Linked DNA regions of Homo sapiens: region 1 is linked to region 2. Evidence: read pairs that join two places in POLR2A ChIA-PET (ENCODE). Cell type or tissue: OCI-LY7. All regions are shown on one strand. Each heading gives the region's core, and the rest is flanking DNA. Links, peaks and the distances in the headings are about the cores only.

What was found. ChIA-PET counts read pairs that join two places held together with the same protein. Peaks named below come from ENCODE experiments on the same cell type or tissue, not always from the same donor. Only the 100,000 strongest peaks of a DNase experiment are listed, where the experiment ranks them.
Region 1: POLR2A ChIA-PET joins it to region 2 with 5 read pairs; 12 of 35 experiments call an interaction of 5 or more read pairs at or near these places.

The regions. Positions count from the first base shown.
Region 1 is chr15:90,026,906-90,038,758 of GRCh38, reverse strand. All of the region lies in intron 1 of ZNF710 (zinc finger protein 710), which reads right to left. Among named protein-coding and RNA genes, the nearest start is that of MIR3174, 26 kb to the right of the region's middle. RefSeq lists an enhancer at 187-706. In OCI-LY7, for the core only: no CTCF peak of the experiment used is centred there; a DNase peak (open chromatin) is centred at 7,208.
Region 2 is chr15:89,884,800-89,896,652 of GRCh38, reverse strand. It overlaps ARPIN-AP3S2 (ARPIN-AP3S2 readthrough), which reads left to right. Exons shown (of 10, transcript NM_001199058.2): 6 at 7,513-7,604; 7 at 8,021-8,132. AP3S2 (adaptor related protein complex 3 subunit sigma 2) reads left to right here and starts at 2,659. Exons shown (of 6, transcript NM_005829.5): 1 at 2,659-2,772; 2 at 7,513-7,604; 3 at 8,021-8,132. The coding sequence starts at 2,704. It overlaps ARPIN (actin related protein 2/3 complex inhibitor), which reads left to right. Exons shown (of 6, transcript NM_182616.4): 6 at 1-1,647. It also overlaps the pseudogene RNU6-1111P. RefSeq lists enhancers at 1,377-2,124, 2,479-2,628, 3,621-4,370. In OCI-LY7, for the core only: CTCF peaks have their summits at 8,060 and 8,261 (motif pointing right); no DNase peak of the experiment used is centred there.

The DNA.
Region 1 (11,853 bases), core at 5,983-8,482, 140 kb before region 2:
CTTCAAAGCCAATGTCTCACACACACACACACACACACACACACACACACAGAGCAGGGAGGCTGTTCTAGATTAAAAGAAGGTAAAGAAACGCAACACCCAAATGTAATGCATGAAGATTTTTGGATCAGGAAAACAGCCATACGAAAACATTTTTGGAGTTCAACTGGGGAAATATGAATGGGTTGTAGATTGGATATTATTGGACAGTGGTAATTTCTTAGGTGTGATGATGGCACCGTGGTTGCAAATGGGGAAGTCCACACTCCTGAAAGATACCTGCTGACGTACTTAACGGTGGGCTGTCTGCAACTCACTTTCAAATGACTCAGCAAAACCACGTGAAAGAGAGTGAGATAAAGAAAACGTGGCAAAATGGCAACAATGAGTGAATCTGGACGAAGGTTCTTAACTTTTCTGTCAAGTTTGAAAATTTCAAACTAAAGAGTTAGGAGGAAACACACCACGTGGGTGAGTTGTGACTTATTCTTTGTGTCTGTGGGGCCAGCCTTTGGCTTGTTTCCCAACCTGCTCCATGATGAAAGTGATGCACTGGTGATAGAGAGAGGGGCCTGCTACAGTGCTCCTGATCTGCATGGCACACATAGAAAATCATATTTGGACCGTACACTGGGGTAATCGGGCAAGGCTGGTCCAAACCATCCACAGACCCACCCAGCCCAGCCGACTGCGGGTCGAGGGGAAATCAGTACCTGGGCACCACTTAGCGGCCCCAGCACTCACTTTGGTACAGCACCCTGGCTGGAAGGCCAGGCCTGTGGTTAAAGGGGAGTAGACACCAGACCCTCACTGCCTCTTCACCTCCTCATCAAGGCCTCCCTCGGGGAATTCGTCTCTCCCTGCTCAAGCCTGTCTCTTACAGCTCTGGAAGCCTAGCGACCGTATTAGAATACTCTATGCTTAGGCCCACTGCTCCCTCGAGATCCAGAGTTCTTTGAGGGCAGAAGCCCGACATCCCTCATCTTTAAGCACAGATTCTGGCACCCCACATCCAAAGGTCAGAGAAAGAGATCCAGCCTGCGATGCTTATGAGTGCTGAAGATGCTCTCATAATTGTGGCATGCTTGGGTCAGAGATCATTTCCTCAGAAGCATTCCAGCTCAGCCCTCACTCCATCCTAGCTGGTGGTGTCCAAGGCTGAAAAGCCCAAGCTCTGCTACCCAAGCTCTGAGTACCACCAGTGGTGGTACTCGCTGGTGACTGAGACTCAGTTTCCTCTTCTGAACTAGGTCCCTTCCAGCTGACTCTCTAGGGACACCTATGCTTAGTGCTCCCCTAGTTCCTTCTGTCCAGGGGCCTGGGGCTGACTGAGCAAGGCAGCCTTCCCATCAGTGGAGAAAAGCCCCAGTGGAAGGAGCGGTTCCTGACACTTTCGAAAGCCCTCCTGGGGATTCCCAGTCCCAGTGGCCCTGGGAGGGCAAATGCCAGTGCCAACACCCAGGCTGGACCAGGGACTTTCTTCCAAGGGAAGGGGAGAACCAGGAAGAAGGGTTGGAGAGCTAAACTTAAAAACAGCGTGTGGGCCACCCGGGGAATGAACCTGGAACAACTTTGATAATTTTTAAAAGCCCTTCGAATAACTCCAGTGTGCACCAGGATTGAGACACTCCACCCCCACCCCGAGCCCCTGCCAGGTCCTCCAAGCTGAGCCAGGCTTTGAACCCAGCCCCACTTCCCGTCCTCCCCACCATGCCTGACCTCCCATCTCCAGCCTGACCCTGGAGCTGGCTCTTGCTTGTGCTATTCTCCTGCTCTCCACCTCTCCAGAATTCTTGCGTTCTTTGAAATGTGCTTGAAGTGCCTCTTTAGCAACCTGGGCTGCCTCTCTAGGAGGGCCGGAGAATTCCCCGATGTGAACTGGGAACAGTGGCTGGAGATGGGGTCACCGAGGCAGACAGAGCCTTGAAGGCCATGTCTGGATGCCATTCTCAGGCATGGGAAGCCAGAAGTAACACGATCCCATGCATGTTGCTGAAGACCCTTCTGGTTCCTGTGTGAAGAGGATGAGGGGGGCCAGGACTGTGTCTTGGGCTTATCTATTTAACCCTTTCCCATGCCCTGCCCCACCCCCAGCTCGAGGCCTGCATGGGAGCCACAGACCTTGGGAATGATGGCCAGGTCTGTCACTAGAAATAATGGAGCAGGCTTTCTTTCCACTGCGGCCAGTAGGACTGACAGCTGAATGTGGGGAGGAGGTGGTGAGTGATGAATGCTCACAATGAGAATTCATTCCAGGCTCCCAATGGGGAGAGACCATCTGGACAGAGCCAGAGGCCACTGAAGGGACGTCCCTCGGTGGGGAAGACGCTGGCTCCAGCCACTTCAGAGAGAGGCTTCGGAAACCCAAGGAGCACTCGCCTGGTGTCATTCAAAGGAACATTAAAATCGAACAGCGCCAAGTGAATGGAAGAGAAATGTTATACAGCAAACCTGTGAAAGGGGTTCCCCCAGATAAAAGCAAGGGAAAGAGGGAGAGAGAAACAGAGGCGGAGGGGGTGGGGGGCGGGCGGCAAGAGTGGAGGGGAAGAAAGGAGGAACGGGAGGGGAGTCTCAAAGCTTTCTGAGTTCACAAAGAAAGAAGGAAACAGGGTAGAGAAGAACAAAAAGGAGAAGGTGAAGTGCTTGCGCTTCGAAGTGGAAGTCACTCCAGCTCTTGAGAAAGCTGCTTGTGGGGCCGGATGGGGCGAGTGCGTCTCAGGATGCCAAGCAGCTCTTCTACCAAAGAGGACCCAATCCTGCCACCCTTGGAAGCATGAGGACTTCACAAGGCTGGGAAACGCTGACTCCAGGCTGCCTTGGGGGCATGCAATGGTGCCACTGCCTGGGGCCCCACGTGTAGAAGGAAGGGCTCACATTTGGTTTCGTGCTCTGCTGTTCTTTAAATTTTACTGACTTTTAAACATGAGACCTGCATTTTCATTTTACACCTGGTCCTGAAAATTATGTAGCCAGTCCTGGCTGACCTTTCCAGAGGACATTTTTGCTAGAAGGCGGGTGCAGGAAGGCAGCAGGCTGGCTCCGCTGCTGATCGCTGTTTGCTATCCAAATACACGTCCCCATGTTGTTGACTCAGCCACCAGGTATTAGGAAGTGCGGGGCTTCCCGCCCCAGCTAGAGAGCCCGGCCTAACTCAGATGAGATATGTGAGTGCTGGAAAGTGTCATCATTTAAGAAGCTACCAGGGTCTGCCGGATGTTAGGCACAACATGGTCCTGATCCTGTCCCGGCACATAAGAAGCACGATGGTGCTGAGGCCCGAAAGCCAGCCTGCTAATACCCTCCTAGCCCTGGGAGTCCTGCCTTCCGCAGCCAGCTCACTGCACAGGCAGCAGGGGCAACTGTGCAAACCTGTCCACCAAGAGCTGATGGGCTCATGGGTCCAGAGTGGAGATGTCACTGCTGCAGGAGCCGGACGGCCAATGCTGAGCCAGGCCAGGAAGCCACAGCAAGTCAGTGACGCCCAGCAGCCGGAAGCTGGGGTGTTTGAGACCAAGACCATTGCCTCATGTCTCAGCCCCCACACCATGCCCCAGGGCCATTGTGTGGTTGCCAGGTCCCCACGTGAAGTGGTGAGGCAAATGCGGTCAATCACCATGGCCATGTGCCTGTGCCCAGCCTGGCCCAGCCCCCGACATCCTCCAGCAGTGCTCCCCTTCTCTGCCTGGTCCTTCACTCAAGGGATCCAAAATCCCAGTACTATACGGGCCTCTTTACCTTGCTAGAACCTCCTTCTGATGACGGAAGGCAGAGGCCCTCCAGACACCCCTTCTACCAGCAGGGAAGCCCTGGGGCTCCGGCCATCAAGCCTCTTTCTCTGAGTGAACAGAGGGTCCTAACAGCATCGTTTCTGGGAGCTTGCAACTCAGAAGATCCAAATCTCTTCAGCCCGACCTTGGGGCGATGTGGAAGAGGTCTAAGTCCCCAACAGGCGCCAGGTGTGCAAAGGAAATGCACCTGCAGGCAAAACCTGAGGCAGGTGGAGCCGGGTGCCCCACCCACGGCCAGAACAAAGAAGGCTCAGAAGGCCTGCAAGGGTGTCCTGGGCTCTAGGGTAGCAGGAGAGCAGGCGGGCCTCTCAGAAGGGGTGAGAAGAGCTGGCGGGTGAGGCAGAGGCCGGAGGAGGCTCAGCCAAGCTGCCAGGCTTCCCCTGCTGCTAGGGAGGGCCCTCCAGGAACTGAGTTAATCAGCAGGAAACCGATGGTTGTTTCCTGACAACCCTGCTGCTGCCGACACCATGGCCACCACCACCACAGGCACAGAATACACACACACACACACACACACACACACACACACACACACACACACAGGAATTTGGAAACAGGAAGGACAGCTGGCAACTTCTGGGGACCCACAATGCAATCCACTTTTTCAAATAACATAGACAAAACAGCACAAAGAATTCCTCCCTTTCCTGAGTGCAGACCATGTGTAGAGCCTCTTGCATGTGATATCTTGTTTCTATCTGGCAGAAGAACCCCTCCAGGAGTGACTGTCGTTCACCTGTTTTCTTTTCTTTTCTTTTCTTTTCTTTTTTTTTGAGACAGAGTCTCACTCTGTCACCCAGGCTGGAGTACAATGATGCGATCTCGGCTCACTGCAACCTCTGCCTCCTGGGTTCAAGCGATTCTCCCACCTCAGCCTCCCGAGTAGCTGGGACTACAGCTGCTACCACGCCCAGCTAATTTTTGTACTTTTAGTAAAGACAGGGTTTCACCATGTTAGCCAAGCTGGTCTTGAACTCCTGACCTCAAGTGATCTGCCTGCCTCGGCCTTCAGAAGTGCTGGGATTACAGGCATGAGCCACCGCATCCAGCCATTCCCATTTTCTAAACTCTGAGGGGCAAAGAAAGAAAGTCAGTGGGCCAAGCTTGCACAGCTGGTAGCGCCCACGTTTCCATACCCAGGCCAGGCAGGACTCAGAAGGCCATCTCTTAAACCACCTTGCTCTGCCTTGAATCAAGGAGTTTCTCCCCAGGCTCTGTGACCAGAGTCAAACCAAGTCTATGGGACAAGCTGGGCATGGTAGCGAATGCCTATGGTCCCAGCTACTTGGGAGGCTGAGTTGGGAGGATCGCTCAGGCCCAGGAGGTCAAGGCTGCAGTGAGCTATGATCATGCCTGTGAACAGACACTGCACTCCAGCCTGGGCAACAGAGTGAGAACCTGTCTCTAAAAAAACAGGAAAAAGGAACATATGGGACAAGGCAGAAGGCTCAACGTGGAGTAGCCGGCTAGCCTAGGAGCCAACCCCTTTCTGCCTGAACTGGCCTGTTGGGATCTCGAGGGTGAAGTGGGAGCGAGAAGACTTCTGCCTGTCCAACTCTTCTCCTGCTTTCCACTTCCTAAGCTTAAAAAGCACACCTCCCGCTGCAAACTTTCCCCACCTTTAACATCCCCAGTGCTTCTCAAACTCTGTGGTGAAAGGTCAGTTTGATTCATCTTAATCCTTAATCCCTCTCAGATCTAACATCAACAAGCAGTTTAGTCCTGAGTCCTGCCACGTGGGGTCAACAGTGCTCACCCTGGCCCACACGCTGTTCGAGATGAAGCCACCAATCGCCCATTTGGATGTCATCCTGCCAATGTCAAACTACAGAAGTTTCTAAACACCAATCCCATTTTCTATGTTTAGCTCCTCCTCTTGCTTGGTTAACATTGTGCAGAACAGCACTGGTGCATGGCCCATACTTTTGTGGGGCACTGGCCTAAGAATACACAAGAATGTTTATAAATTAAAGAATTTTAAATGCAGATATATATTTCCTCTTAAGTGAAAATTCTAGCCACAGAGCCTCAAATTTCAAACACACACTTTTTTTTTCTTTTTTTAGAAACAAGTTCTTGCTATGTTGTCCATGCTGGCCTTGAACTCCTGGACTCAAGGAATCCTCTTGCTTTAGCCTCCTGAGTAGCTAAGACTATACAGGCCAAACACACATTCTTTTTTTTTTTTTTTTTTTGAGATGGAATCTCACTCTTGCCCAGGCTGGAGTGCAGTAGCACAATCTCAGCTCACTGCAACCTCTGCCTCCTGGGTTCAAGCAATTCTCCTGCCTCAGCCTCCCAAGTACCTGGGATTACAGGTGCCCACCACCATGTCCAGCTAATTTTTGTATTTTTAGTGGAGATGGGGTTTTGCCATGTTGGCCAGGCTGGTCTCGAACTCCTGACCTCAAGTGATCCTCCTGCCTAGGCCTCCCAAAGTGCTGTGATTGCAGGCATGAGCCACCGTGCCCAGCCCCAAACACACATTCTTAATTGTTACTTTTTGGGGGCCATTTAATTTTCCAAGTTCATCCAATCTGCCTCTCCTCTCTCTTAAAAATAGAAAATAATACATTTAAATGTCCTGGAATTTACATTCAACCACATGTGATCTGCTGAGTTCCATGGAGCTGAGGTTGAAAGAGAACGTTCTGTTAATGAGAAATTCACAGTGGCTGGACACAGTGGCTCACGCCTATAATCCCAGCACTTTGGGAGACCGAGGCGGGAGGATCACCTGAGGTTGGGAGCTCGAGACCAGCCTGGCCAATATGGCAAAACTCTGTCTCTACTAAAAATACAAAAATTAGCTAGGCGTGGTGGCAGGCGCCTCTAATCCCAGCTACTTGGGAGGCTGAGGGCAAGAGAATTGCTTGAACCTGGGAGCCAGAGGTTGCAGTGAGCTGAGATCGCGCCACTGCACTCCAGCCTGGGCGACAGCGAGACTCCGTCTCAAAAAAACAGAAATTCACAGTCAATACTCAGTACACAATATAATGTTAGTAGCTGGATGGCTTCCTTCAGATGAAAATGGGCTTTAGTCGATACTAGCCCAAGTATCTGCAGGTTTAATTTCAGAATAAAAAGCCACTGTAACAGTTCATAGCTGGCCCAAGCTGGCCGTAACAACACTGGCACCTAGGAATACCTGAGGGTATTTTAAGGTGCAGGCACTTGGTTCCCACCCACCCAGATCCAGTGGATTTGGGGCTGGACCCAGGCAACTGCATTTTAACAAGCTCCCCAGCAGAGAGTGAGAGATGACGTGGCCACTGAAGATGCCCCTGCTGCATGAAAACAAGAGAGATGGGCTATGACCAGTGGCTCACAAGAATTGGTCTTGGGAATGCAAAACAAGCAAAAACAAAACCAACCGGGTTTCTCCCATGGGGCAAGTGCTGTGCAAAGACCTGGTGTTGAGAGACCAGAGTTACAGTTTTTTAGAACTTCCTGTGTGTCCTCACTTAACCTCTCTAGTCTTCCGATTTCCTCAAAGGAGACAGGACAAATGAGAGCGCTGCTTCTCAAATGTGCTGAGGAATCACCCGGGGATCTTGCTAAAATGCAGATTCTGCTTCAGCAGGTCTAGGGTGCTGTGAGAGATACTTCGTTTCCATTAATAATAAGCTCCCGGGTGATGCTGCATCCTGGATCCCCCCAGGGTACATTTCAATCCCGAGAGTCTATGATTAGTCACTATATTCACACAGCTTATGTGTTCTTTTTCATTCACTTCAATCAATGTGTTGGATTAAACTCACAACTATTATTCTCATTTATGAACAAAACCCATCACCACCAACTGTCGGGTCCACAACCTCTTGAGATGAGCCTAAGCCTCCAATTCAAATGTTTCTTTAAAGAAAGAAAAAGAAATGGCCATTTTGTATTTGTTGGTATCCATTTGTTACCAAACAATCCATTAAGCATTTTTTTTTTTTTCTTTTTTTTTGAGACGGAGTCTCGCTCTGTCGCCCAGGCTGGAGTGCAGTGGCGGGATCTCGGCTCACTGCAAGCTCCGCCTCCCGGGTTCACGCCATTCTCCTGCCTCAGCCTCCCAAGTAGCTGGGACTACAGGCGCGCGCCACCATGCCCGGCTAATTTTTTGTATTTTTTTAAGTAGAGACGGGGTTTCACCGTGTTAGCCAGGATGGTCTTGATCTCCTGACCTCATGATCTGCCTGCCTCGGCCTCCCAAAGAGCTGGGATTACAGGCGTGAGCCACCGCGCCCAGCCAATTTTTTTTTTTTTAATTTGAAATGACCCTCTCTGCAGCACAGATACAGCTCTTTCCTACTGGGCATATGTGACTGCCCTGTTGGGAAGGTGGCTTCATATTCCCACCCAGATGGGCCTGCTTGGTGCCCCCTCCCCCACTGGTTAACACACACTCTGTGCGCACATGTTCAGAGTGTTCGGCCAGGGCCTGGCACATGATAAGCATTCAACTCCTGCCAGCTGTTTCGTTCAGAGACAAGGAAATGAAAGCCCAGAAGGCTTACGATTTGCTGAAAGTCAAGTTCTTGGCAAAACCAAGACCGGCCTTGAAACCCATCCCTCCTTCCTCTGTGCCTCAGTTTCCTCATCTATAAAATGGAGCTGATAGCTAATTCTTTCTTTTTTTTTTTTTTTTTTTTTTTTGAGATGGAGTTTTGCTCTTGTTGCCCAGGCCGGAATGCAATGGCGTGATATTGGCTCACTGCAACCTCTGCCTCCCAGGTTCCAGTGATTTTCCTGCCTCAGCCTCCCAAATAGCTGGGATCACAGGCATGCACCACCACATCCGGCTAATTTTGTATTTTTAGTAGAGACGGGGTTTCACCATGTTGGCCAGGCTGGTCTCGAACTCCTGACCTCAGGCGATCCATCCGCCTCAGCCTCCCAAAGTGTTGGGATTACAGGTGTGAGCCACTGTGCCCGGCCGATAGCTAATGCTAATGGCTGTTGTGAAAATTAAATAAGGAATGTCTGTAAATGCACTTAGGCTGGCACTTAATAACTGCTCATATGATTGTGATTATCAAGCTTGATCTTTTTAATTACTAAAAAGTTTTTTGGCCAGGCACGGTGGGTCACGCCTGTAATCCCAGCACTTTGGGAGGCCGAGGTGGGCGGATCACCTAAGGTCAGGAGTTTGAGACCAGCCTGGCCAACATGGTGAAACCCCATCTCTACTAAAAATAGAAAAATTAGCCGGGCATGGTGGCATGTGCCTGTAATCCCAGCTACTCGGGAGGCTGAGGCAGGAGAATCACTGGAACCCGGAGGTGGAGGTTGTAGTGAGCCAAGATCAAACCACTGCACTCCAGCCTAGACGACAGAGTTGAGACTCTGTCTCAAAAACAAAACAGAACAAAAAATTTTTTTGTAGAGACTGGGTCTTGCTACCTTTCCCAGGCTGGTCTCAATCTCCTGGCCGCAAGCGATCCTCCCACCTTGGCTTCCCAAAGTGCTAGGATTACATGTGTGAGCCACCATGCTTGGTCTATTATCAAGTTTGAAAGTCCCAGAATGACATAAAATCCATTCCCGTTTGAGTTGGAGTTTGTTCATTCTCTGTGGTTTGTATCAGCACTAACTGCCCTGGTGATGTCAAATGGCCAGAAGGGCCCCTACACCTTGCTGGGACCTTTTAGGTTGGACCAGGAGAGCTCACCACCCTGTAAATATATCCCATGACACACACCTGGCTGGTGCTCTCCCAGAGAAACCTTCTCCAGCTGAGGGAAACCCTGTGCAAATATGTTCCTGGGTCAAAGTCCTCTGAGAGGTTTCCCAGTGGGCACTCATTCCACACCCACATTTATTATCTCTATAATTGCCAGGCATGGGAGTAGGCGTTGGGAAAAAGTAAGAGCAATAAACAGAGCACAGCCTTTCCCTGCCATGAGCTTACTAAACTGTAAATAACTTGCTTTTAAATTAACATTTTCCATTATAAAATTAATAAAACCACCCATTACAAAAGGTTTGAAAAAGACGGATGAGAAAAACATGAATACTCCTTCTCACCCTAATGCAACCACTTCTTGTGTATTTCTTCCCAGTCCTCTTCATGCATGTGTTTTTCACATGGTTTTGATCACAGTGTATACAATCTGGTGTCCTACTTGTTTTCCCTTATCTGGATGCCACAAGCAATTTTCCATCTTGCATGTCCGTAATCGATCACCCATGTTCATAGTCACACCGTTCACACACATCCCCATTTGCCTGCCAATTCTTGCACTGGAGGACATTGAGATTGCTTCCCGTCTGTCCACACTGCCCAACAAATCACCTCCATGCATTCACGCACAGAGAAGATAAAGGGAAGAGGCAAATGTCAGGTAATTTGATGGTGTCAGAAGGGACTTGGTGAATAATGACACTGTGTCAACTGGGGCAAGTTACTTAACCTCTCTGAACCTCAACTTCCTGTAATATGGGCAGAATTGTAAAAAGGATTTAAACAGGAGGCCATTGGTAAACTCCCAGCACAGGGCATGATCCACAATAAATGCATGTTTTCTTTTCTCTTACATATCAGCAGGTCATGTTGGTGACTCCTAAATACCTTCTCAGAGACTGGGACAATCTGCAGAGACACCCTTGGAGCACAGTGCAGCAGCTTCCCATACCCTGCATTCAGATTGCTAAGTTCTGGGTGACAGAGGATTTGTATGCGGAACTATTGAAGGGAGAAATGATGTGTGCTCTGTAACTTTCTTCAAAATGGTTCAGGAAAAAATATATATACCTGTGCAGATGAAGCAAATATGGCAAATGTTAACATCTATTATATCTCAGCCATTGGTGTATGGGTATTTACTGTTATATACTTTCAATTTTTCTCAATAGTTGAAATTCTTTCATAATAAAATCTTTTAAAAACTCTTCTAATTTAAAAAGTTAAAAATGGTATACTTTCAAAACTTGTATTGCATTCATTAATTTCTTCAACAAATATTAATTCAATAGAGTCAACAAATATTAACTCAATTTAGTATCTGTTACGCAGAACTGACCTGGTTCCTAGCCTCATGGAGCTCACCATTTGGCATTTTCTTTAGGTCGGGCATTTGTTTGCTAATTATATCGTCTGTGCATATTGTCTTCAAATTTAAATCTTTTTTTTTTTTTTTCGAGACAGTGTCTCACTCCATCACCAAGGCTAGAGTACAGTGGCACAATCTCGGCTAACTGCAACCTCCCAGGTTCAAGTGATTCTCATGCCTCAGCCTTCCGAGCAGCTGGGACTATAGGCACACACCACCACATCCAGCTAATTTTTGTATTTTTAGTAGAGACAGGGTTTTGCCATGTTGGCCAGGCTGGTTTTGAACTCCTGGCCTCAAATGATCAGCCTGCCTTGGCCTCCCAAAGTGCTAGTATTACAGGCATGAGCAAGGCCTTCAAATTTAAATCTTGATTTTTAAAAACTAATCTATATATAGGATCTTGGTAGAATTAAAATATCAATGGCTGGGCATATGGCTCACGTCTATAATCCTAGCACTTTGGGAGGCCGAGGCAGGTGGATCATTTAAGGTCAGGAGATTGAGACAAGCCTGACCAACATGGTGAAACCCCGTCTCTACTAAAAATACAAGAATTAGCCGGGTTGGTGGCACACGCCTGTGATCCCAGCTACTTGGGAGGCTGAGGCAGGAGAATCGCTTGAACCCAGGAGTTGGACATTGCAGTGAGCTGAGATCTCGCCATTGCACTCCAGCCTGGGCGACAGAGCAAGACTCTGTCTCCAAAAAAAAAACAGAAGAAGAAAAAGAAGTTACAATTTTTTAAGGTAGTCAAATCTGTTGAATTTTTTGATGACTTTTGCTATTGGTTCTAAACTTTGGAAATAAACCTCTAGCCTAAGATTTGGCAGAGGGTAAATTGTACTTACTGTTATTTAATACTTTTACTCTTTCTTTATAATATTTATATGTTTCTGTTTCAGTATTATCATGTTGACTAGAGTGTTAAAAGCAATGTTAAATAGTGATGGTGATGGCAGACCTCCTTATTTTGTTACTGGTTTCCACAAGAATGCCTCTAGTGTTTAAGTTAATTACAGAATTGG
Region 2 (11,853 bases), core at 6,277-8,776:
TTTGCCATATTTTAACAACGATTTTTCCATTAAATAATTCTTTTTATAAAAAAACTTTATATATCTGTTGATGTTTTGTGATTTTTATTGCTTCTAAGCTAATACAGATTTTTGGATCTTATTCAATTTCGCTTTCTTCTGTTTAGGTTATTATCTGGTTTTATACCTAACTACTTATTTTCAAATTGCTAACCAGTTATCCTAATAGTATTTACTGAATTCCTTCCCACTCCTACATCACATATTAAAATTATTTTATGCCTAAATTATTTATAATATTTCAGTTATTCTTCCTATAATTACAATTTGAACCATCAAAGTAGGTTTTCATAGTTGGCAGAGCTAGTTCTTCTTCATAATTCTGTTTCAGAATTTTCTTTGATATTCTTCCTCAACATTTTAAACATTTTGTCAAGTTTCAGTGCAACTGACTTTTGGTTTTTATTTATTTAAAAACTGGGCCATGCCGGGCGCAGTGGCTCACGCCTGTAATCCCAGCACTTCGGGAGACTGAGATGGGTGAATCACTTGAGGTCAGGAGTTTGAGACCAGACTGGCCAATGTGGTGAAACCCCATCTCTACTAAAAATACAAAAATTTGCTGGGCATGGTGGCATGTGCCTGTAATCCCAGCTACTGGGGAGGCTGAAGCAGGAGAATTGTTTGAACCCGGGAGACGGAGGTTGCAGTGAGCCAAGATTGTGCCACTGCACTCCAGCCTGGGCAACAGAGTGAGACTCCATCTCAAACAAACAAACAAACAAACAAACAAAAAACTGGACTAGGCGTGGTGGCGGTTTGGGAGACTGAGGCTGGAGGATTGCCTGAGGCCAGCAGTTTGAGGTTACAGTGAGGTATGACTGTGCCACTGCACTCCAACCTGGGTAAGACCCTATCTCTGAAAAACAAACAAGCAAACCCCAGAACTCTGGCTGCAAAAGTAGTACATATTTCTTTGAAGGAAAAAAAGGAAAACTTGATAATCCTACCACCCAAAGATGTTTTTAAATCACTTATGTGGTACTCAGTTATGTGCCATGCACTGTCCAAGTGCTTACAAATATTATACTAACTCCCTTTGTGTTTATAACAACTGTCTGAAGTCAGTAGACTCATTTTCCAGTTTTCCAGTTTAGGAAACTGATATTACACCTTTTCTACAGATGGGGAAACTTGCCCAGGGTGCCCAGGCAGTCCGCAGAACCATGCTTTGAATCAGGGCAGTGTGGTTCCAGGGTCCTGTACAGATCAAACACCCTGACTCTGCCATTCCATCAGATACATGATTCATATTTTGGTGTATTTGCCTCCAATCTTGAGCAAAGTGGGTTGTCCCTGTACATACTTTGTGTAATCTTTTAGCTTAACAGGTGTCATGAACACTTCCGTATCATAAATCTTTCCCAGCATGATTTTTATTATCTATTTAATATTTCTCATATTCAATGTAGAACAATGCACTTAACCAATTTCTCATTTTTGTAATAATTTTCTTCCCATTTTCCCCTGTAATAACACTGCTGAGATATATATTTTTTTCTTCTTTTTTTTACTGTTCTGAAGATACTCTGGCAGAAATGTATGTTCCTCAGGCTAAATCTTTTCACACATCCACAATCATTTTATCATAAATTCTAGAGCTGGAAACGCTGAGTCTAATGTTTTATATATATATATATATATGTTATATATCTGTCACCCAGGCTGGAGTGCAGTGTGGTGTGATCTCAGCTCACTGCAACCTCCGCCTCCCGGGTTCAAGCCATTCTCCTGCCTCAGTCTCCCAAGTATCTGGGACTACAGGCGCGCGCCACCACAACCGGCTAATTTTTGTAATTTTAGTAGAGGCGGGGTTTCACCTTGTTGGCCAGGCTGGTCTCGAACTGCTGACCTCAAGTGAGCCGCCCGCCTCGGCCTCCCAAAGTGCTGGGATTACAGGCGTGAGCCACCGCGCCCGGACTGTTATATATTTTAAAGGCTTCTGATCCATATCGCCAAACAGTCCTCTGGATCGATTTGCATCTGTATCCGCTGCTCCATCTGCAGTATACGGACATGCTCCACTTCACCCACACTGGGTCATTAAAAGAACAAACAAAAATAAGAACTTGATCGATTTGGGATTTTAAATGGAAATGCACTAAAAATTCCTTAATTCCACCATTCACCGTCTACCATAGAGGAACAGCCCATCTGCACGGAGAGACAGCTACGTAATTCACTGCAGCATTATAATACTGAAAAATTAAAATGAACGAAATGTTCCATAACCGACGAACGGCCGAATGACCGGCGTCTCCACTCCGCGGAACGTTCTGCGAGCGCTAAGGGGATGGCGGGAGTGCATGATTTGGAGCGGGCGGTGAGAAAAGCAAGCTCCCGCCGCCTCTCCGTTTTGGCAACCCGGCTGACGGTCGTTTCGGCTTCTGGGGCCAGCCGTCGGTCTGGGCGAGGGACATAGATCCGGATTCGCATCCTGACTGGCCAACCAACGCTGGCCGAGGTGACCACTCTCCTCGGCATCCGCACCTGCCCTCCAAGGCGTCAGAGAGGCCGGACCCTTGGGTGCTAGGGCTCGTGAGCGCCGGGGCCAAGTTTCCGAGTGCCGCTCTCAGCAGCGCACCAACCGGAAGTGATCGTGTTGTGGCGGAAGGAGGAGCTTTCTGGGAGTAGCCGGTGCTGAGAGAACCGTGGCTGGCAAAGATGATTCAGGCGATTCTGGTTTTCAACAACCATGGGAAGCCACGGCTAGTCCGCTTCTACCAGCGTTTCGTGAGTGCGGCCCGGCTTCACCACGCCCCTTCAGGGCGCCCACTATGTCTTCCCTCCTCTTTGGCCTCTCGGCGCCCGGGGGCACCGCTCTTTGGTCACCTGGGGCTCCTGCACCGAGCATGACCCTCGCCCTACTTAAGCATTTAATCTAGGCGCAGGCTGGTGCCAGGCCTTCTGTCTCCCGCCCTACTGCCCCGCTCTCGCTGACCCTTTTCTTGATCCTGGCATTTCTGTGCCATTTTGTGACATTTTCCCGTGGGTCTCTGGGAACGAGATAGAAGCGACAGTGGGGAGTGTGCCTCGATGAGAACTTGAGTGATTGAAGTCACATTCTGTCATCTTTTTGGTTGTTGACCACAGTTTCATGAGGAAGAAATATTAAGTTTCTGAAAGTTTTTGTTATAGCCAGAACTGGAAAAGTTCTTTTTTTTTTGGAATTATTTTGCTTCAGTGTTGGCTGGGACTTTCCAGAGACTAGATACCCTTCACTCTTAGGGTTGAAGAAAATCAGTTTAAAAGTGGAAAAATGATGAGAAATTATAAATGCTGCCGCATAAGGGCTCAATAAGTGATTACGTAAATTTGAATTTTCCCAACACGTTCCTTTGCAAACACATAAACATCAGTATTTGCTTCCTGTCTTCGAAGATTATATTTCTTCATGGCAGGGTTTCAAAATGTTACATAATTGGGGGACTGGTGGAACTGAAGAGGGGAAAGAGCCAGAAAACGTGTTCAGGCTTCAGCTCCACCTTTTCTACTCTTGCGTCTGTTGACAAGTTAATAAACCCTTTTCAGACTTTTATTGTCTTTTGTCAATTAGAAATGAAAAAATAATTTTACTCCTTCATAAGATTTTTAAAGCTAGATTACATTTTATTAAGTAGATTACATCGAGGTAAAAATATGAGTATTCAGGCCGGGCGCGGTGGCTCACGCCTGTAATCCCAGCACTTTGGGAGGCCGAGGCGGGCGGATCACGAGGTCAGGAGATGGAGACCATCCTGGCTAACACGGTGAAACCCCGTCTCTACTAAAAATACAAAAAATTAGCCAAGCGCGGTGGCGGGCACCTCCAAGTCCCAGCTACTCAGGAGGCTGAGGCAGGAGAATGGCGTGAGCCCGGGAGGCGGAGCTTGCAGTGAGCCAAGATAGCGCCACTGCACTCCAGCCTGGGCGAAAGAGCGAGACTCCATCACACACACACACAAAAAAGTATATATATATATGTATGTATATGAGTATTCAGCGTAACTATTTGTATTTGCATTTGTGTGTATGCAAATTTCCCCCCTAGTTTTTTTCTAACAGGGTTACTGAGATAAAACTAACATGCCATACTGTTTACTTATTTATTTTATGTTATTTACTTATAGAGACGGGGTCTTTCTATGTTGCCCAGGCTGGTCTTGAACTCCTGGGCTCAAGCAATCCACCGGACTCAGCCTCCCAAAGTGCTGGGATTACAGGCATGAGCCACTGTGTCCGGCCCCAGTTTACTTATTTAAAGGGGACAATTCAGTGTTTTTTAGCATGTTCACAGAAGCTGTGTAACCATCACCACAATCAATTTTAGATCATTTTCATCACCCCAAAAAGAAACCTCTGCCCATTAGCAGTCACTCCCTATTTCTCCATGACTCTCCCAGCCCCAGAGAGTTTCTTTCCCTCTAAATTTGCCAGTTCCAGAATGGCAAATGGAATTTGCCTATTCCGTTGCCTATAAATGGAATCATAAATAAGTGGTTTTTTGTGTGTCTGCCATGTTTCATGTAGTATAATGTTTTCAAGATTCATCCATGTTGTAGCATGTATCTGATGTTCTTCATTTCTTTTATTGCTGAATAATATTCCATTATATGGATATGCCATATTTTGATTGTCAATTTATAAGTTGATATTTCTGCTTTTTGGCTCTTCTAATTAATGCTGCTATGAACATTCTTGTGCAAGTTTTTATGTGGACTTATGACTTCATTTCTCTTGGTTATATACCTAGGAGTAGAATTGCTGGATCATATGGTAACTGTGGTGAACATTTTGAGAAACTGCAAACTATTTGACAAATTTTCCAAGTGGCTGCACCATTTTACATTTCCATCAGCAATGTATAATGATTCCAGTTTCTTCACATCCCTGCCATTCGTTATTTATTTATTTATTTTTGGTTAAAGACATTTTAGTGGGTGTAAAGTGGTATCTCACTGTGGCTTTTTTTTTTCCCTCCGAGACTGAATCTCACTCTATCTCCCAGGCTGCAGTGGCGTGATCTCGGTTCACTGTAACCTCTGCCTCCCGGGTTCAAGTGATTCTCCTGCCTCAGTCTCCTGAGTAGCTAGGATTACAGGTGCCCACGACCATGCCTGGCTAATTTTTGTATTTTTAGTAGAGATGGGGTTTCGCTGTGTTGGCCAGGCTGGTCTCGAACTCCTGACCACAAGTAATCTGCCCGTCTTGGCCTCCCAAAGTGCAGGGATTACAGGCGTGAGCCACCGCACCCAGCTCATTGTGGTTTTGATTTCAGTTTCCAAAATGACTAATGATGTTGAGCATCTTTTCATGTGCTTATTGCCCATTCGTGTATCTTTGGATCATAGGATTTTTATAAGACCTCATGAGCTCATGGATGAAAGTACCTTGAAAACTACAGAGTACTAAAAAGATATGAGGGGTTATTAAAATCACTGAGGCATGTAAGCAATTGGTAGTTTACCTTTTTATTGAACTAGAAATTAGGTAGCCTCATCATTTCGTACCACTTCCCCACTGCTGCCACTTCCCCCAGAGTCAGATAAAAGGCTTTAGTTCAAAAGATGTCTTTGTCAGTTTTAAAAAGTGCTGATGCTTAGCATGTTTTGTATTTTGCATATATAGAGTTCGTCTCCTACAGCATCCTGTCATCTGTGAGCTTTGTTTGTTCTTTAAATGGAAATGAGGAAAATAGTGATTAATTTACTCAAATTTGTAGTGACCAATGATTAGCAAGTTTTCATTCAGTCAGTAAATACTGTGAGCCATTCCATACCCATGTGAGTCAAAGTAATTTCCCCACAATTACGTTTTCCCTTTTTTCCCCTCTCTGTTTCTTTTAAATAACCATTTCAAAGCTAAATTCAGGGCTATAGAAAGAAAGGGATTAAAATTACTTGAACCTATTTTCTAACTCTTGGGGCAAGTCCAATTTGAAGGTTTTCTTATGATTCGTTACTCAAAGTGTGGTCCCCAGACCAGCAGAAATGTTATTGCCTGGGTGCTTACTAGACTTGCATCTCAGGACTTAACCTATACCTGCTAAATCCGAATCTGTATTTTAACAGCATTCACAGCTGATTCATTGCAAATGAAGATTTGAGAAGCAATGCTCTAGAGCTTTAAGTTATTATCTGTCTTAATTGCTGGTTTCTCCCTCTCTTACCCTTTTAACCATACTTCTTCTGAAACTCATATGTATAATTAGAAATCAAAGGTGAGTTATCAAAGTGATTTCATCAGAGTTGAGCTTTCTTATGCACGTAGTAAGTGAAAAAATAAGGCCAGACATGGTGGCTCACACCTGTAATCCCAGCACTTTGGGAGGCCAAAGCAGGTGGATCACTTGAGGTCAGGAGTTCAAGACCAGCCTGACCAACATGGTGAAACCCCATCTCTACTATAAATACAAAAATTAGCCGGGCATGGTGGCACATACCTGTAATCTCAGCCACTGGGGAGGCTGAGGCAGGAGAATCGCTTGAACCCGGAGGTGGAGGTTGCAATGAGCTGTGATCACACCACTGCCTGGGCAACAGAACAAGACTCTGTCTAAAAATAATAATAATACATTTTATTTGTAACTGTTCAAAATTTTAATCTGTAATCTATTTTTCTCAATAATACTTTGTTGGTGAGTAACACAGCATCTTATATGTAGTATCTATATTACCAGTACAAAAGATGGCAGCTGTATTTGCCAATATAACTTTTTAAAACATTTACATGATTACTTCTTGACCTTTTTTTTTTTTTTTTTTTTTTTTTGAGATGGAGTCTCACTCTGTCGCCCATGCTGGAGTGCAGTGGCGTGATCTCGGCTCACTGTAACCTCCGCTTCCTGGGTTCAAGCAGTTCTCCTGCCTCAGCCTCCCGAGTAGCTGGGATTACAGGCATGCGCCACCACGCCCAGCTAATTGTTTTTTTGTTTTATTTTGTTTTGTTTTTTTTTGTATTTTTAGTAGAGATGGGGTTTCACCATATTGGTCAGGCTGGTCTCGAACTCCTGACCTTGTGATCTGCCTCCTAAAGTGCTGGAATTTCAGGCGTGAGCCACTGTGCCTGGCCCACATCTTGACCTTCTTAAAATGTTAGACCTGTTGAGATTTATTATATCTTTGTCATAGATGTTTTCCAGGGGAAGACAAAATATTTCAGGATCAGGCCTTCCAGTTATTCTCTGACTTTGTATGAGAGTTTATCAATGTTCCTTTTCTTGTTTAAATATCAGCTTACCTATAGGACAGTAATGGTTAGTGACTTAGATATTTAGGTAAATATACCCTATCTTAATTCCTGTATCAGAGCATTGTCACCCATCTTTCATAGATTCACTCCTATTTTTTCTCATCATTTTTATCATTTCTAGAAACAAGTACTAAATGTTTAGATGTTCCCAGCTTAGAAACACTTCTTCCCTTGTCCATCCCCATGGATGGGATGTAGTTTTTCAGGCTTGCCCACTGATTCACTTATCTTTTTGTTTCATAGCCAGAAGAAATTCAACAGCAGATTGTTCGAGAGACTTTCCATCTAGTCCTCAAGCGGGATGACAACATCTGTAACTTCTTGGAGGGTGGAAGGTAAACTGTCAGCTTCATTTTTCTCCCCATATATCCACTTGTGAGTGGCCTTCATTATTGCATCTTCTGACAGTACTCAAGTGTCAGGTGGGTACTTGATGCAACTTTAGCTGGTCTCACCATGATCTGCTCAGGGAGAGACACAATTCTCTTTGGGGCGCAGTTCAATTATTGTGCTTCTGATATTGCTCATTTAGATGATTGATCCCCGGGAGGATAGGCAGGAGAAGAGGTGAGGTAAGGTGGCTTTAGGTACCTCTGCCAAACTTGGTTGCCATTCACCTAGTAAGAATGGCCTGCTTCTAGCGTTTGGCCTTCTCCTTTCCAGTGGGTCCTTTCTCATTCTTTGGCACAAGGTTTCTTTTTGATGTGTTTAATTAAGCTGTGGGCATTTAAATGTTTCCCATCTTCTGCAGTTTGATTGGTGGCTCTGACTACAAACTGATCTACCGGCACTATGCTACCCTCTACTTTGTATTTTGTGTGGATTCCTCAGAGAGTGAACTTGGAATCTTGGACCTCATCCAGGTATGTGTAGTCAGCTAATGATGGCAGCAGCTTTAGAGAGTTTCCACGGGATTTTTGAGTAACCAGCCTGTAGAACCTTGTGTCCATCTCCTTATTGATACTAGTAAAAGTTGCCAGATGTCCACCAGATGGTGCTCTGGGAGAGCTCCTGAGAAACCCTCAGCACTTTTAGATTTATTGGTTTCTATCTAGCCCTTGCACTGCCCTTGGTTTTCATTTACAAATTTATACTTTGGCCGGGTGTGGTGGCCCACAGTCTGCTTACAGATTGTCTTTATTACCTTCATGAAAACTGAGATGTGTAGGGACCCTAGCTTGGGAACTATTTATTTAGCATTATTTCATCGTTTTATATGTGAGATTCTAGATGAGCTTCTTTTAAGTACTTGAATAAGCCCATAGGTAGAAAGCACTCAAATAGATGCTACATTGAAAACTTAAGTAACAACAATTGTGGAAAAGAAAATTCTATAGCTATAAAATGTAAACTTTAAATGCTTACAACAGGCCAGACATGTACATTTTACAGCTATAGAATTTTCTTTTCCACCTATGGGCTTATAGGCTCATGCCTATAATCCCAGCACTTTGGGAGGCCAAGGCGGGCGGATCACTTGAGGTCAGGATTTTGAGACCAACCTGGCCAATGTGGTGAAAACCCATCTCTACTAAAAATACAAAAATTATCCAGGCATGGTGGTGTGCACCTGCAGTCCCAGCTACTCAGGTGGCTGAAGCAGGAGAATTATTTGAACCTGGGATGTGGAGGTTGCAGTGAGCCGAGATCATGCCACTGCACTCCAGCCTGGGCAACAGAGTGAGACTCCGTCTCAAAAAAATAATAAATTAAAAATAAATAGGCCGGGTGCGGTGGCTCATGCCTGTAATCTCAGCATTTTGGGAGGCCGAGGCAGATGGATCAAGAGTTCAAGACCAGCCTGACCAATGTGGTGAAACCCGGTCTCTACTAAAAATACAAGAATTAGCCGGGCGTAGTGGCACGTGCCAGTAATCCCAGCTACTCGGGAGGCTGGGGCAGGAGACTTGCTTGAACCCGGGAGGCAGAGGTTGCAGTGAGCCGAGATCGCACCACTGCACTCCAGCCTGGGTGACAGGGCGAGACTCCGTCTCAAAAAAAAAATAATAATAAAAATAAATACATAAATAAATGCTTAGAACAAAATTTGTTTTCTTAAGATAAAAGTTTAAAAGCTAAATATATCTTGGAACAAATAAATTGAAATTTTGAATATATAGTTTTGTAGGATAATTAAAAATTTCATACGTCGTATTCACTTATACATAAAAATATAAATAAAGATGAACCCATCTAAAACAGATGCATCTCGGAGATAATTTTTAAATACTTTCTTAAAACCTGAGTCAGATTGGACATTGATAATCAGCATAATAGAAAGAGCTCAAGGCGGGGTGCAGTGGCTCACACCTGTAATCCCAGCACTTTGGGAGGCCAAGGTGGGTGGATCACTTGAGGCCAGGAATTTGAGACCAACGTGGTCAGCATGGTAAAACCATGTCTCTACTAAAAATACAAAAAATTAGCTGGGCCTGGTGGCATATGCCTGTACTCCCAGCTACTTGGGAGGTTGAGGTGGGAGAATCGCATGAACCCAGGAGGCGGAGGTTGCAGTGAGCCAAGATTGTGCCACTCCACTCCAGCCTGGGCAACAGAGTGAGACCCTGTCTCAAAAAAAGAAAAAAAGCTCAAGATCTAGCATCAGAAAATCTGGGTTTGGGTCATGAATCTACCATCTGAAAAGTGATATTAGGTTGTAGAATTCAAATGTGAGAATGTGCTTTATAGTACTGTTAACTGTATGTAGCAGGCTATAGAAATGTGTACATAATACGAGTTTATTTGAAAATTAAGGAAATATAGTGATAATGTATTTTAAAAATTGGGATGGAGTGCTTGCCTCAGCAGCATATATTCTAAAAGTGTACCAGTGCAGAAAAGATTAGCATTGCCACTATGCAAGGATGACATGCAAATTGGTGAAGCATTCCATATTATAAAAAATAAAGAAAATTTTTTAAAAGAGAAAAAAAAATTGGGCCACAGTTATTAGAGAAAATGGACCTTGGAGATTTGTATTAACAATACAAAAAGACTAACTTTATAACTTTTTTTACTTTTTTATTTATTTATTTTTTTTGAGATGGAGTCTTGCTCTGTTGCCAGTCTAGAGTGCAGTGGCACGATCTCAGCTCACCACAACCTCCGACTCCCTGGTTCAAGCGATTCTCCTGCCTTACTCAGCCTCTCGAGTAGCTGGGATTACAGGCACATGCCCAGCTAATTTTTGTAGTTTTAGTAGCGACAGGGTTTCACCATGTTGGCCAAGATGGTCTCGATATCCTGACCTTGTGATCCGCCCGCCTCGGCCTCCCAAAGTGCTGGGATTACAGGTGTGAACCACTGCGCCCGGCCTCTAACTTTATAATTTAATAGACACTTATTAAATATTTAGTGTACATTGTACATTGGATTTGGTAAGATCAGATAAGTAAAATGTAAAAATAATAGGAACTAAAAAGTTTGATTTTTTTTTTTTTTTTTTTTTTGAGACAAGGTCTTGCTCTCAAACTGTAGTGCAGTAGTGTGATCACAGCTCACTGCAGCCTCCATCTCCCAGGCTCAACCCATCCTCCTACCTCAGTCTCCTGAGTAATGGGGCCTACAGGCATGCGTCACCACATCTGGCTAATTTTTTGAATTTTTTAGAGATGAAGTCTCACCATGTTGTCCAGGCTGGTCTCGAACATCTCAGCTCAGGCAGTCTTCCCACTTTGGCCTCCCAAATTGCTGGGATTACAGGTGTGAACCACTGGACCCATCTGATCTTTGAAAAGACAATAAAAATTAATAAATAGTTGGCCTAATTGATATAAAGAAGATAGAAGTCAGAAATAGAAAACATTGTTTTAAAGGGATGATATATACATAGTTATACTACCAATATATTTGAAATAGCCGACTACAAAAATAACTGCTCTGGCCTGGGGCAGTGGCACATGCCTGTAATCCTAGCACTTTGGGAGGCCAAGGAGGGTGGATCACTTGAGACCAGGAGTTTGAGACCAGCCTGACCAACATGGTGAAACTTCGTCTCTACTAAAAATAGAAAAATTAGCTGGGCATGGTGGCACATGCCTGTAATCCCAGCTGCTTGGCTGTTTGGGTAGCCAAGGCATGAGAATCACCTGAACCTGGGAGGCAGAGGTTGCAGTGAGCTGAGATCACACCATTACACTCCAGCCTGGGCAATAGAGCGAGACTCTATCTCAAAAAAAAAAACAAGAACAAAAAACTGCCCAAATGAGGTCAACATAAAGGCACTGAAATAATATTAGGATGAAATAATAGATGTTAAAAAAAGAACTGACTCCCTAATGGGGTCACAGTAGAATTTTTTAAAGTTGAAGTACATTAAAACCTGGATGTTACATTAAGTTATTTTTTAAAACTTAGAACAAGGAATCCTACTACCTAAGCGCATTTTATGGAATAAATTGGTTATCATCCAAAAACCTGACTCTAAAAAGGAAGATGGGCCAGGCACAGCGGCTCACGCCTGTGATCCCAGCACTTTGGGGGCCGAGGCAGGAGGATCACGAGGTCAGGAGTTCGAGACCAGCCAGGCCAATATGGTGAAACCTTGTCTCTACTAAAAATACAAAAAAAATTAGCTGGGTGTGG